Linked DNA regions of Homo sapiens: region 1 is linked to region 2. Evidence: read pairs that join two places in POLR2A ChIA-PET (ENCODE). Cell type or tissue: IMR-90. All regions are shown on one strand. Each heading gives the region's core, and the rest is flanking DNA. Links, peaks and the distances in the headings are about the cores only.

The links. Peaks named below come from ENCODE experiments on the same cell type or tissue, not always from the same donor. Only the 100,000 strongest peaks of a DNase experiment are listed, where the experiment ranks them.
Region 1: POLR2A ChIA-PET joins it to region 2 with 11 read pairs; 1 of 35 experiments calls an interaction of 5 or more read pairs at or near these places.

What each region holds. Positions count from the first base shown.
Region 1 is chr16:11,789,342-11,797,256 of GRCh38, forward strand. It overlaps ZC3H7A (zinc finger CCCH-type containing 7A), which reads right to left. Exons shown (of 23, transcript NM_014153.4): 1 at 7,783-7,915. Among named protein-coding and RNA genes, the nearest start is that of ZC3H7A, 4.0 kb to the right of the region's middle. RefSeq lists silencers at 7,149-7,308, 7,791-7,915 and an enhancer at 7,616-7,915. In IMR-90, for the core only: no CTCF peak of the experiment used is centred there; no DNase peak of the experiment used is centred there; H3K27ac peaks cover 79 bases.
Region 2 is chr16:11,187,900-11,195,814 of GRCh38, forward strand. No RefSeq gene overlaps it. Among named protein-coding and RNA genes, the nearest start is that of SOCS1, 64 kb to the right of the region's middle. In IMR-90, for the core only: no CTCF peak of the experiment used is centred there; a DNase peak (open chromatin) is centred at 2,892.

The DNA of each region.
Region 1 (7,915 bases), core at 2,231-4,730, 600 kb after region 2:
CTTCCTGGGTTCAAGCAATTCTACTGCCTCAGCCTCCCAAGTAGCTGGGATTACAGGCGCACGTCACCAGGCCTGGCTAATTTTTGTATTTTTGTAGAGATGGGGTTTCACCATGTTGGCCAGGCTGGTCTTGAACTCCTGACCTCAGGTGATCGGCCTGCCTTGGCCTCCCAAAGTGCTGGAATAACAGGCATGAGCCACTGCGCCCGGCCGTGCATATGTTCTTTTTTATTCAAACTGGAGCTACCAGTGAGTTCTGTACCCCACTGTCTTTATGTAGTATCTAATCAGTGTGTTCGTTTTCAAAACACACAGCGTTCCATGATATGGTTGTACCATAATTTTACCAGGCCTCTGGTGATGGACCTTCTGGTTGTTTCCAATCTTTAAAGGTCACCATGTACACAGGGCATTTCATACACATCTAAGTATCCCTTTAAAGAACTTTTATAGGATAGGCCAGCCATGGTGGCTCACACCTGTAATCCCAGCACTTTGGGAGGCCGAGGCAGGCAGATCACTTGAAGTCAGGAGTTCCAGACCAGCCCAGCCAACATGGTGAAACCCCATCTCTACTAAAAATACAAAAATTAACCGGGTGTGGAGGCATACACCTGTAATCCCAGCTACTCGAGACGCTAAGGCAGGAGAATAGCTAGAACCCGGGAGGTGCAGGCTGCAGCGAGCAAAGATCATGCCACTGCATTCCACCTGAACCACAGAGTGAGACTCCATCTCAAAAAAAAAAAAAAAAAAAAAAAGAATTTCTAAAGGATAAAGGGCATATGTATTTGTTTATTTTGCCAGCTATTGACACAATACACCAAATGATTCTCCCACCAACAATGCAGAGGATTCCTGGTTCCCCACTTCACCCAGGCATCAAATGTGTGCATCCTTGTGAACCAAAAAAGTGAGAAACAGTGTGGCAATGTGATGAGGCCATGTTTGTTTTAATCTATCATTAGCAAGGCTCAGCGTCCTTTCAAATTTAAGAATCATCTGTACTTCCTTGTCTGTGAATTGTTTGCTCATACCCTCTGCTCATTTTTCTTCCAGGCTGAGCTTTACTTATTTATGGAAGCTCTTTATATGTTGAGGAAAATAGTCCTTTCTGATGTTATTGGTATTTTTTCCAATTTGATGTCAATCTTTTGACTTTGGTTATTTTTGACAGCAAAGGTGTTGTTGTCGTCGTCGTTATTATTGTTGTTTGAGACGGAGTTTCACTCTTATTGCCCAGGCTGGAGTGCAATGGCACGATCTCGGCTCATTGCAACCTCCGCCTCCCAGGTTCAAGCGATTCTTCTGCCTCAGCCTCCCGAGTAGCTGTGATTACAGGCACACGCCAAAACGCCCGGCTAATTTTGTATTTTTAGTAGAGATGAGGTTTCTTCATGTTGGTCCAGCTGGTCTTGAACTCCCGACCTCAGGTGATCTGCCCACCTCGGTCTCTCCCAGGAGGCAGAGGTTGCAGTGAGCCAAGATTGCGCCACTGCACTCCAGCCTGGGCCACAGAGCAACATTCTGCCTCAAAAATAAATAGATAAATAAAACAAGTAAAAAATAAAAATAAAAATCAGCCCAGACTGGTGGCACCTGCTTGTATGTAGTCTCAGCTACTCAGAGGCTAAGGGAGGAAGATCGCTTAAGCCCAGGTCTTCAAGGCTCAGCAAGCTATAATCACACCACTGCACTCCAGCCTGGGGTACAGAGCAAGACCCTGTCTCTAAAATAAATTTTTAAAACACACACACACACACACACACACACACACACACACACACACATCCCAATGCTTGCACTCTGCTTAAGACCCTTCAGCAGTTGCTTGGGACGCTGGATGAAGCCTTGCCTCCGTACGGTGACCTAGCAGACCCCCATCCCCAAGCCACGCAGCTCCTGCCTCCCCCAGCTTCACACATGAGGCTCCCGTCACACTGACCTTTTAAGAGCTCCCAGAACAAGTCAGGCACTCCATGCTTCTAAGTCACTGTGTTTGTTGTTCCCTCTGCCCAAAATACACTTCCCAGCTCTTCACAGAGCTGCCTCCCTTTCATCCATCCACAAGTGGGCTTAAATAACACTGTTAGGTACCTTCCCTTGCCACCCTAAATTGCTGCCTCACCCCAGTCTCACCCCTCTTATTCACTTCAGCAGGTACCTGCTACTTCTCATGCTTCATTGTAAGAACAAGATCTGGGTCCAGCTCAACAAATACTTGAACAAAGAATGAAGTAAGCAGCCCAGTGTAAAGAGAATGCCTCATACAAAGTTCAGAGGCCCAGGAGATAGAAGCTGGTAAAACCATTCACAAGAAGCAAGCGTGAAGAAGGAGGGTGCCCAGCAGGAAATGACTGCATGCAAACAGAGCTGGTTATAGTGGGGCTTGGCCCCCAACCCTTTGGGGAAACAAGGTGGGAAGTGAATCAATATAGTGGGAACTGCCTGGAGACAGCGACGGAAAAAAACCTGAAACCATAAGGGATTCCTCAAGATATACAATGACAAGTTTCACTGATCCCCTCTTCTCCTAAATAAAAAAGAATTCCAGGGAAGAAGGCACTTTGTTTTTTTGTTTTGTCTTTGAGACAGTGTCTCCCTGTGTTGCCCAGGCTGCAGTACAGTGGCACAACCATAGCTCACTGCAGCCTCAACCTCCAGAGCTCAATCTTCCCATCTCAGCCTCCCAAGTAGCTGGAACTACAAGCACATGCCACTATACCTGAATAATTTTTGTATTTTTTGTAGAGACAGAGTCCCACTATATTGCCCAGGCTGTTCTCAAACTTCCAGGCTCAAGCAATCCACCCACCTTAGCCTCCCAAAGTATTGGGATTACAGGCGTGACCTGTGTCTGGCCCAAGGAGAGATACTTTGAACAGTTCATTTTAAAGCAAGAAACTCAATTAAATAAGAATTTCATTAAATTAACTGAACTCTTACAAACTGGAATATCATCTCTCTGGGATCAGCTGATTTAAAATTTGTTACTAATCTTGAAGTTATGTAAGATCTCAAGGTATCCTGGATCTTCAGAACTCCCTTACTATTTACTCAGTGCCTGGTAGGTTAAACTCATTATCCCAAAGTCTAGTACAATGTTGGTAACTAGACAAATAAATCCACATCCATGAGCTTTTGACCTTACATGGTAACTTTAGAAACTAGCTCACATTAACAGAAGACATCAAGGTAAGGGAAATGTGACTGCAACATACTGAGACAGAAATAGTAGCTCTTACTGGACTCCAGGCACTGTTCTACATGCTTTATACGTATTAAGTCATTTAATCCTCCTGCTAACCTTAAGTGACAGGTACTATAAAGAAACTGAAATACAGATAAGTGACGCAGCTGGCCCAGGATTACACCTAGGAAGTAGCAGAGCTCAATTTCAAAGGCAGACAGCCTGGCTCCAAGCCTGAGAGCCTATCCACCTGGCTCTTCTGCACATTACGTGCCAAAGACGCCTGGAGGGGAGTGAGCATCTGTCTAGGGTGGCCCTGGGCTGGGCTCTGAAAGACAAATATGGCTCTGATGAACAGGTGGGCACTTTAAAGCCATTCAGGAGAAATGAAAGAAACACACGCATGCGTGTGCACTTGTGTACACAAAAAGATATGCTCAACAGACGTCATTTAATGCAACTCAGACAAAGCAGAGGGCTTTCACAGGAATGCAGTAGGCCAGGAGTCTGGACATCACTCCAGGGAAAATCTTTCAAGGGGATCTGCTCCACCCAGAACATAATGTATTTAAATACAAATAATATTAAAACAGCCTTACTTACAAGATGTACTAACACAGGACCAAAGTCTCCCAGTGAAGGCAGTGCAGAGGTCACCTAGCACAGCATTTGTACTTTTGCCTAAAAAGGTATCCCTACATTTCAAGTGAAAAATTACAGGCTGGGTGCAGTGGCTCATGCCTGTAATCCCAACATTTTAGGAGGCTGAGGTGGGAGGATCGCTTCAGGCCAGGAGTTTGAGACCAGCCTAGGCAACATAGGAGACCCCATCTCTATAAAAATGTTTAAAAAATTAAATGGGCATGGTGGTGTACACTGTAGTGCCAGCTACTCGGGAGACTGAGGCAGAAGGATTGCTTGAGGCCAGGAGTTTGAGGTCACAGCAAACTATGACTATGCCACTATACTCCAACCTGGGTGTCAGAGCAAGATCCTGTCTCAAAAAAAAGGGGGTGGGGGGGAGGAAAAATGATACATTCCACTCCATATTCAATTCTATCCCCAGACTGAAGCCTGTGTAATATTAATAGCTTTAAAACAACAACTACAAAGTAGTTAAAGTATCATTATTGTCATCCTTAATTGGCAACAGTATATTAACTGGCTCTTGCAACACTTACAAAAGCACCTGGGGCACAAGGCAAGCCTCAGAAGGCTGCAAACCCAGATGATAAGACATTAAAGTTGTTGAAGCTCCTATTGGATACTTTATGAAACAGTTTCTCCCTTTTACTGAAAAGGAAAATTTCATGAGAGACAGTATGCCAAACAACAGCAGGAAGGTAATGTTACATTTTGGCTGGAGTTCTTCCCCCCACAGGAACTATTCACTTTGAAATTGCTGTCAGATTTCAGATTCAGTAAGATACAAAGTCTGTGAAGAGCCTGAAGAGCCTCCCTCTGCGAAGAGGCTCCGCCTGCCAAGAGCCTCCCTCGGCACCCACGCCCTGCTAAGTGGTGGTTCCCAGGAACATCTCATCTTATCTATGACCTCTGTATGGAAGAACTCAACAGGAATATTTCATGTAAAAGCTTCATGACAAATGATTTGCCTGGGGACACTGATACCACCACGATGTACCCAAGACCGCCAGCCGATGAAGTCTTCCCAACCAAGTAACCCCAACACACTCTCACCTTCTTACCAAATGTGCCAGATTAATGTCCTGCTCCAAATTCAGGCCTTTTCAGAAAACATAAAGCTTCCCGCTTTCTATTTGTGAAAAAGTAACCTCGTTGCTTTACATAAACGAAAATCACCTCATTTAATATGCCTTTTGTGTACATGTAAATTAAAACGTTATCACTAGCAGTAATTTTTAAACTTCTGGATTAATACTTTAATACTTCTCTCCTCCTTAAAAATTATCTAAAATTTCTTCTTGATTTGCCAACACCTCACACTTTAAGTAATTTTCATAAGGATTCTGGAGAAAAATATTTTCACTAGAAAAAAAACAAAACAAAACAGAACACTTCCAGACGTTATCCAGAAGACAAAAGTTTGCTCACATCATACTGTCTCTAGAAAGCCCTTTCTAGGGTATCTGTGGCAACAGGATACAGACGTCTTTTGTTTCTTTCTTCCTTTACTGAAATGCTCAAAACTTTCCAACAGTCACTCTCACCATCCCTGGAGTTGAGAGTTTCTATAATTGATTCTCTTCCACTTACAATGACAATTTAACCCACCCCAACTGGCAGGTTTTAAAATCAGTCAAAACTAAGAATTGTGGAACAATGTGGCTGACAAGCCACCATTCTTATTTGCAAAAACTGACAGAATCTGGGGAATGGGAAGGAAAGAGGGTGTAGGTCTGTGTAAAACCCCCAACGAAAAGTCACAGTAACATGAAGAAAGGCAGGAATTCTCCACTTCGTTTGGATGGCAGAAAATCAACGGGCTCTTTGTAGAATAAACACACACACACAAACACACACGCACAAATATTGATAATATTGAGCCTCAACAACTCATGATCTCATCCTGAGACAAACCTCATACAACTATTTGTAGCCTCCAGCATACAGCAGATAGGGAAAATTTTTCAACAGGGAAAATACTGTCCATTAACTTGAATTATTCTGCAAATTAGGACAAGACCCATTGTGCAATTCAGTTCAACAGTTTGGCTCAGTATGAGAAGGAAGAGGCAGTGGATTCTTTGAGAGCTTAAGGGAAGGAGGCCACATGCCATCAGAGAAGCAGGAAAGATAAGCAGATAGACATGTCTTCTCAGGGCCACCACCCATTCAGATGCCCCAGCTGCGCGCTGTCCAGTCGAAATATTGTACAAAATATATTACACAAAATAAGCCATACGTGTCATTGTATGTATGTATGTATGTACGCATGTATGTGGAGAGGGAGTCTCGCTCTGTTGCCCAGGGAGGAGTGCAGTGGCACAATCTCGGCTCACTGCAACCTCTGCCTCCCGGTTCAAACGATTCTCCTGCCTCAGCCTCCCCAGTAGCTGGGATTACAGGCGCCTGCCACCACGCCTGGCTGATTTTTGTATTTTTACTAGAGACGGGGTTTCTCCATGTTGGCCAGGCTGGTCTCGGAATTCCTGACCTCAGGTGATCCACACACCTCGGCCTCCCAAAGTGCTGGGATTACAGACGTTGAGCCACCCCGCCCGGCCCGTATATGTCATTTTAAATTTCCAAATAGCCACACTAAAAAAAGAGAAAAAGAAAAGCAGTGAGATTAACTTTTGTTTTTTTATTTGTTTGTTTTGAGACAGTGTCCCAGGCTGGAGCACAAAGGCACAATCTCAGCTCACCGAAGCCTCAATCTCCTGGGCTCAAGGGATTCTCCCACCCCAGCCTTCCGAGTAGCAGATTCTCCCACCTCAGCTTCCCGAGTAGCTGACTACCGGCGTGCGCCACCACGCCCAGTTAATTTTTTGTATTTTTTGTAGAGACAGGGGTCTCACTATGTTGCTGAGGCTGGTCTTGAACTCCTGCACTCAAACGATCCTCCTGCCTCAGCCTCCCAAAGTTTTGGGATGACAGGCATGAGCCACTGCATCCTGCCAAGATTAATTTTAATGATCTATTTTCGTTAATCCAATTTGTCCCAAACATGACCATCTCAACATGCATTTAAGTATAAAAGATTACCAATGACATCTTTTACTTTCTTTCTCATCCGAAGTTTTTAAAATCAGATGTACGTTTCACAGCTGGGACCGCAACTGAAACTGGCCCCATTTCGTGGGCTCCATCGTCCCAAACGGCGGGGGGTCAGTGGCCACCGTACTGGGCATGGCAAGGTCCTTCGTGGTTCAATACCGAACACGGGCAACTCCTTTTCATCCCTAGACAGGTGGGGACAGGAAAATACCCAACTCCTGGCAAATCCACCCAGTCCCGACTCAGGCTCGACCTCGGAGGCCCCGGCCGGGCCTCAGGCGGCCCCACCCCTTTGCTGCCCAGGCCTGACCGGAAGCCCCGCTAATGGGAACTGACAGGTCCCGGTCCCGGTCCTCCCGGGCGGCGCCCCCGCCTCCGCGGACCCCAAGGCCTCTCCCCGCCCGGCCCAGGGCTGCACCCCGCGCGAAAAAATAAAAAAATCAGAAAGGGGGGTAAAAAAGACGGATGAGCCCCAAATTAATGCGCCAAGCTCTCCGCCGGCATCCTTCCCGCCCCCAAGCCCAAGACGCTGAATCGGGATCCCCGCGATCACCAGAGCAGACAGAAATAACCAAAAAAAAAATTTTTTTTTAGTGAAATCACCAAAAAGGAGACATTTTGCCGAGGGAATGGCAGGCAGAAGTGGGTCACGTTATTCTCGGTGGGGGAAGGGGACGGCGCGCCCACCCGTCCCTCCGCGCGCACAGGCCCCGGCCCGGCTCCTCTCAGGGTCCTCTCGGGTCCGCGGGCCCCGGACCCCGCCGCCCCTCCCCCGCCCCGCCCGCCGTCCGTTAACGGCCGCGCGCGAGCACGAGGCGGCGGCGCGCGCGGGGGGGGCGGGGGCGCGGGCGCGCGCGTTTCCTTCATGCCCGGCGGCGTCCCCCTACCCCTACCTGTGGGGACGACGCGCCGGCCGGCGGCAGAAGGCAGGCGGAGGCGGGCGGCGGCAGGCGGGCAGCGGTGGCGGCGGCGGCGGCGGGGCCTGGGTGCTCGCTCGCAGCTCTCCCTCGGTTAGCGGCGGCGGCA
Region 2 (7,915 bases), core at 1,756-4,255:
GGAGTGGGAGCTGGGAGAGAAGGGCAGGAGGCCAGTAGACAGGGCACAGCTGGCCTGGTCACCGCCAGACACTGCTGGGGGCACTTGATACTCAGCCTCTCTGGAGCCCCTCTGCAGAGCTGCATAGATGAGCCTTGGGACTGGTCCTGGGAGGGGCAGGAGGTCAGGCATTTATCCCCCAACTCTCATGCCCTGTTGGCTGAGGACTGTCCCATGCCATGAAGGTCCTGCTTCCTCCCAGCTGCCTCGCCTGGAGCCGAGATGGCTCCTGAGTGAGCTCCTCATTTGGACAGAAAATTGGAGACTCAACAGGCACATGGGCTGGAAGACTGGTGGGGGCCTGGGGACCTGGAGTGGATGCAGGGAGGCGCTACCAGACCCCAAACACAGTAGCCACACCCCCCAAACCAGAGGTTACAAATGGGCAGCCCCTGGGTCCAGTGCAGCCCCTCTGTGTGTTCCGTTTGGCCATCAAAGGCTTTTAAAAGAACCATTGAGCCAAGATTTTAAACGTCGGGGATCTGGTACAAATACCTGGATTCCTGGCTTCTCTTTAAAAATCACATGTGAGGATCTTGGGCCCTTGTCCACCTGGATAGAAGTACGGACCAGTCTTTGGCAGGTGTGGGCTCCCCACCCTGTCAGCTCCCCCAACACCTGGGCCTAGGGGCAGACTGGTGATCGGTGGCTGGTACAGTATTTTCTCCTTACCCTGACCCCTTCACCTCCAGTAGCCCTTCCGAACCCCTGGGTCAGGTGCAGGGAGCTCAATATTTGATTAGCCCAGCCCCTGTGGGTAAACTGAGGCCACCCTCCTGAGCACTCTCCGCTGCTACCCGCATGTCCCCTCCCCAAGAAGGCAGCTAAAAATATTCAAGTTGCTGCCCTATGGGCCGAGACCCAGGGCCTCCTCACTCTCTCATTCCACCTCCGCCTGTGTGCCTGCTTGGGCTGCATCCTGGGGACACAGAGGTGACCTGAACACAGCCATTGCCCTCACAAAGGACAGGATCTAACAACAGACAGGCAGACCATGACTTCCCAGCTGTGGCATCTGCACACAGGGCACAGAAACTAACTTCTTAGGCCTCCATTTCCTCATCTGGAAAATGGGTCGCTCCCTGGGTTCCCTCTCCCCATTTGCATGCCCCAGCGGATGGTAGGAACCACTCCGCTTGTTCATTCAATCCCCGTGTTTGTTCTTTGGCTCCACTCTGCAGCACTAGCTCCCGGGCCAGGCTGGGCGTGGCGTAGATGGAAGATGGTAAAGAAGCCAGCTAGAAAGGCAGGAACGCAGCGTGACGGTGCCATACCCAGAGGGCCTGCCTGGGCAGCCCCCAGAGGCCTTCAAAGCTACACTGGAGAGCTTGGCCGAGGGACCAATGGCAATGGCACACACTGAAGTGTTTTACACAAAAAAAACCGCCTGGCTGGATGTGGCTGGCAAGAAGATGGCCGGAGCTGCAGGTGACGAGTGATCAAGAGGAGCCCATGGCAGTGGGGACAGGTCACAGCTGAAGTGGGTGACCTGCAACATGTTCAGCAGGTAAAATTGACAGGTTTGGTCGGACTGGCCACAAGGGAGAGGACGGGTAAAGGACAGCTCTTGGTCTCTGGCCAGGCCGGCGGCTCAACAAGTGTCCAAACAAACCATCCGTGTGCCCGGTGTCTACCTGAGCTGCCGTCACCTCTTCCTTTGCCGGGTTTCATTTTTCTCTTTTGCTGTGTTGCTGCAACTGGTTGCCAAAAGGACTGCACAGCTCTCCTGGCAATTTGGCAAAGTCTAGAACAACAGTATTTCCCATAATCTCACCATTAAAGGACAACCCTTGTGGACATCCTGGCAGATTTCTTTCTGGTCTTTTTTCTATGCATTTTAGAATTGAAATAACACAGTGGGTGTCATTTCATGTCATGCTTTTGACCCAGCGTGACATGATATGGTTCATCATTTCTCCACGATCCTGGAAACTCCATTTTTTTTTTTTTTTTTTGAGATGGAGTCTCATGCTGTTGCCTAGGCAGGAGTGCAGTGGTGCCATCTCAGCTCACCGCAACCTCTGCCTCCCGGGTTCAGGCAATTCTCCTGCCTCGGTGTCCTGAGTAGCTGGGATTACAGGCATGCACCAACATGCCCGGCTAATTTTTGTATTTTTAGTAGAGATGGGTTTTCCCCATGTTGCCCTGCCTCATCTCAAACTCCTGGGCTCAAGCAATTTGCCCACCTCAGCCTCCCAAAGTGCTGGGATTACAGGTGCGAGCCACTGAGTCTGGCCATGGAAACTCCATTTCTAAAGTGTGTAACAAGTTCTGCTGCAGGGAATGTATCCCTGTGGCTAGCTGTGCACCCTCATGGTCTATCCACATTTTATATTACCTCCCCAGAAGAGGTCCTGAGCATGGGAATTACTAGATCATAGAAAGGTAAACCATCTTAAGACTCTGGCTACAAATTGCCAGATTGCTTTCCAAAAATATTGGACCACTGACACTCTCACCAGCGATGTACACAAGTGCCCATCTCACCACAGCCTCCCCACCGCCAAATGTTGTACATTTTAAATCTTTCCCGATTTACAGCCCAGCTCAGAGTTCACCTCCTCTGAGAAGCCTCCTCAGATTTCCCCTCTCCATCCTCGACATTCCCACAGCCAGCGGCCCCCCTCCCTCCACTTGTCCCTAGTCCATCCCAGCTGGAGGTCTGACGTTCCAGGGCTGGAGTCTCCTCTGATCCAGGTGAGGCCCCCAGCAGCTTCCCAGCCTCAATCAGCCTGCATATTTTGAGTCTCTTGTAGATGGTGGGAAGCCTTCTAGTAGTATCATCTTCTTTTACAGAACAGCAACTGAGACCCAGACCAGGGAGGCTGAGTGACTGATCCTGAGTCACACAGCTATGAGGCAGTGTTGCTGCAGCTAAAATAGCAGCAAAAACTCCCACTTAATGGGCACTTCCTCCAGGCCAGGCTTAGCTAAGCAGTTTCTAAGCCTAATCGGAGTTCATACTCCCAATAACCTTGCTGCGCTGGGACTATTATTATCCCCATGTTACAGATGGCGGACCCTTGAACCAGGGCCACTTGGCTGAGAAGCGAAGTCCCCCCTGGGACTTGGACCTAAAATCTGAAGTCGGCAGTGCCTTGAGCAGGAGTCCACGAGCCTGGTCCAGTGCCCTGGGCCTGGCATCCTTTGCCTCTCACAGAGCAGATACAGGCAGCCAAAGACAGAAGGAGCCCCCACCCCACACCGTGACCAGGGCCAGAGCAGGCCTTGTGCCAGCTCCAGGTGCCACAGCAGGGCACCTGCCCCACCCCGCCCCCACCTTGGGTTGCCCTGCAGATTCACAGGAACAGCCTGGAGCCCACCCAATCTCAGTGGCTTCTCTCGAACATGCTTATCTCCCACCCCTTATTGACTTGGGGCTTTTCCTGCCAATCTGCCCAAGCGGGAACAGCCCTTTTCAGAGTAACTGCTGCCAAAATCCATTGGCGCAGCGCACCGTCTGCCTGGGCCTTGATGGCATCTGTCATGAGAGGTGGGAACTAGAAAGCCCCATCCTCGGGCCCCTCCCCAGGAGGCTTCAGCAGGTGGAGAGGGAAGGCTTGGCTTCTCCCAGGACTTGAACATTGATCCAGCAAAACTTAGCTGGGCACAGTGGCTCACATCTGTAATCCCAGCACTTTTGGGAGTCTGAGGTGGGAGAATCACTTGAGCCCAGGAGTTTGAGACCAGCCTGACCAACATGGCGAAACCCCATCTCTACTAAAAATACAAAAAATAGCTGGGTGTGGTGGCATGCGCCTGTAGTCCCAACTACTCAGGTGGCTGAGGCATGAGAATCGCCTGAACACAGGAGACGGAGGTTGCAGTGAGCTGAGATCATGTCACTGCACTCCAGCTTGGGTGATAGAGTGGCACTTTGTCTAAAAAAACAAAAAACAAACAAACAAAAAACGTTGACTGAGCACATACTGTGTACCAGACACTGTACAGGTCACTAGGGAGGCAGCAGTAAATGACTCAGACAAGGGAGGGAAGGACCTCCCAGCAGGGGACATAGGCAACAAAGAAAATTAAAAATAGGTAAATTCTATAAAAATACAGCCAAGGAAGGGGGATCAGCAGGCCAGTAAGGGGAAGAAAGGAGCTACCGTTTTAAACCAGGAGGTCAGGGAAGGTTGTTCTGAGAAAGGACTTTGAGCAGAGATTGAAGGAGGTGAGTGAGAGAACCTCATGGATGTCTGGGGTGACAGCACCCCAGGCAGAGGGAACAGCCAGTGCAAAGGCCCTGGAGCACCCTGGAGGAGCTGCGAGCACTGGCATGGCTGGAGAGGAGCTAGGGAGAGTAAGGGTAGAGGTGTCAGAGCAATGATGGGGAAGACCGGGGAGGCCACAGAGGATACCTTGGCCTCTCCTCTGAGAAGGATGGGGAGCCCTGGAGGACTGGGGGGAGAGGGCTGTGGCACAACCTAGGTTTTAACAGGGCCACTCAGACCTCTGCTTGGAGAACACCCTGGGGCAGGGTGAGGGTGGAGGCCAGGAGGTCAGCTAGAAGGTGACTGCCAAAAGTCCAGCTTACCAGTCTCACAGGGGAGGGCTCCCAGAGACATGCACACACACACACACACACACACACACACACACACACACAGGTGTGCAATGCATGTGTGTACCCGTATGTACACACATGTACAGAGAGACCCTGGGGCTAGACAAGCATGGTTTTAACTCCTGATTCTACAACCAACTTTCTGTGTGACCAAGAGCAAGTGACTGGACATCTCTGAACTTCAGTTTCCCCTCCTGCAAGATGGAAGTTCAGACACCTTCTTTCCAGAGTGCCTGTGTGCAAAGTCTGCACACCAGCTTCACCAAGAGGGGTCATGAGTGGCTGGCCCCCAGCAGGCACTCCTACAGTGACCCTTTTCTCCTTGACATGCCACAAGATTGGTGAATAAACCAGTTGCCCTTGTCTCTGGCTTCAGGGAGTGGCTACTGAGAGGTGCCTTGCAGTCCCATGACCCTCTGGGCAGGATTGTCCCAGGCTGGGCAGGGGGCTGAAGAAGCTACCACTGCCTTTAGGGAGCTGCAGTCTCTGGACAGGCAGCCCCATGAGCAGCCCCAGTGCAGGGTCCAGCCACCCACCTAGGACACTCCAGGCTCAGTGGCTACTCACAGAGCTTCCTCTCATGCTTTTCAGCTGTGAGAAGGTGATTGTGAGAAACACTTTCTAAAAGCCAAGCCTATCCTTTGTTATTCTACTTCCCTTTGTTATTCCACAAACAAAAATCACCATCATCATTTTGTCTTCCCTGGCATCATCTTCATCATCTTTTTTTTTTTTTTTTTTTTTAGACGGAGTCTGGCTCTGTCGGCTAGGCTGGAGTGTAGTGGCATGATTTCGGCTCACTGCCACCTCCACCTCCCAGGTTCAAGCGATTCTCCTGCCTCAGCCTCCTGAGTAGCTGGGATTACAGGCAAGTACCACCACCACCAGCTAGTTTTTTGTATTTTTAGTAGAGATAGGGGTTCATCATGTTGGTCAGGCTGGTCTTGAACTCTTGACTTCAGGTGATCCACCTGCCTCAGTCTCTCAAAGTGCTGGGATTACAGGTGTAAGCCATGGTGCCTGGCCCATCTGCATCATAACTTTTCTTCTTTCTCCTCTTCCTCTCTTCCCCTTCCTCTTCATCCTCTTCCTCTTCTTCTTTCTCTTCATCATCAGTCATTATCATGATGATCATCTTTTCCTCCTCCTCTAACTCCTCCTCTTCCTCCTCCTCATCTTTTCCTTCTTTGCCTCCCTCTTCCTCCTCATCCTGCTCTTCTTCTTCTTCCTCCTCTTCCTCCTCTTCCTCCTCTTCTCCTCCTCCTCCTTCCTTCTTCCTTCTTCTTCCTCCTCTTCTTTTTGGAGATGGGATCTCACTCTGTCACCAAGGCTGGAGTACAGTGGTGCAATCTCAGCTCACTGTAACTGCTGTCTCCCAGGCTCAAGGGATTCTTCCACCTCAGCCTCCCAAGTAGCTGGGAGGTGCACACCATCACATCTGGCTAACTTTTGTGTTTTTTTGTACAGACAGGGTCTCACCATGTTGCCCAGGTAGGTCTCAAACTCCTGGCCTGAAGCAGTCCTCCCACCTTGGCCTTTCAAAGTACTGGGATTATAGGTGTGAGTCACCACACTGGCCTTGTTTTATTTTCATTGCATTTATTTAGTTACCTGCTATTTGTGGCAAGCTGGGCTGGTGTTCTGCTTGTAGAGTATTGTGGGATGTACTTTTAAGTTGAAATTACCTTTTAAAATTGTTGCGTTTTAAATAAATTGTTAAATAATGGTGCTCAGCCATGGTTCAACCACAGAAGTGGTACTTTAAAGGCTTGAATTAGAAGAAGGATGGCCCACAAGTTAGACCTGAGCCCCTTAGCCTGGCAGTCTAATCGCTGGACTGTTGATTCACTTTTCAACTATCTTAGCCTCCGAGAGGCTCTTCATTACCTTGACATTTGCTATTTTGTGTTTCAGAGCCTTTGCAGGCGATTTCTTGGGCCTGGTGAACTCATGCATCCTTCAAAGCCCTGCTCAAGCCTCAGCTCCCTGGGGAAGCAGGTCCAGGCTTCTGTGAGTTGTTGGGAGCCCCTCAGCTCTGCCCCCTGTAGACCTTTGTTCATGGTTTTTGGGGTCAGTCACCCTGAGTGCCTGCCCAGCAGCCACATGCATGTCTCTGCCCATAGAGCCCCATTGTGTACACCAGGCACTGAGCCCAGCACCAAGGGAGAAATCATCGCCATCCTCTTTTCCTTCCAGTGATTGGTCCAGGGGGTAAGCATGTGACCTTCTTTTACCCAGTGAGATATAAGGAGTAGGGGAATTTTGGATGGAGAGGGGAGAGCTTCCTGAAAAGATTTTCCTCCCTGACAAATTAAAGATCCTGGAAGAGAAAGATATTTTCCCCCCTCAGGATCTATTCTCCTAAGGAGGTGATGTATGGGGCTGGGGCAGCCATGTTAGAACCATGAGGCACAGAAGCCACAGCAAGAACAGGGGCTGTCTCGTGCCAAAGCAAGCTCAAGGGGGCAGATGGAGGGCAGAGGTTCAGAGGGTTGGGAGCCTGGGGGTCAGGCTGGGATAGGGTGATGGATAGGCAGACCCCAGGCCAAGGGAGGGAGAGGAGCTGAAGCCTGAAACACAGAAGGCACAACCCACAGCCCCTCCTCCCCCTCACACCATTTCCTCCCTTCTGCCTCCTCTCCTTCCTCTTCTAGCTCATGTTTTTCACTCCCACATCCATTCATGCACTCATACTTCCTTTGTCTTTTTATTCTTTCCTTTTTTTTTTATCCTCCAGACAGAGTTTCGCTCTATCGCCCAGGCTGGGGTGCATGATCTCGGCTCACTGTAGCCTCCACTTCCCGAGTTTAAGTGATTCTCCTGCCTCAGAAGTCAGGGAGTGGTTTCTCCAGCTGGTTCTGGCTCAGCCTCTCCCATGAGGCTGCAGTTAGGATACGGGCAGGGGCTATTCTCCTGAATAGCTGGGATTACAAGTGTGCACCACCATGCCTAGCTAATTTCTGTATTTTTCAGTAGAGATAGGGTTTCACCATGTTTCCCAGGCTGATCTCGAACTCCTGACCTCAAGTGATCCACTCGCCTCAGCCTCCCAAAGTGTTCGGATTACAGGCGTGAGCCACCATGCCCAGTCCACTCATACTTTCAATAAGCATTCATTATGTACTTACTGTGCTCAGGCCCCTTGGAAGGAGCAAGAGGATTGGCAGTAATAACAGCAACCCATGTGGATTCAGCAGCTTGGTGGTTTTATTTCTATTTTTATTTGGAGACAGGATCCCACTCTGTCACCCAGACTGGAGTGCTGGGGCACGATCATGGCTCTCTGCAGCCTTGACTTCCTGGGCTCAA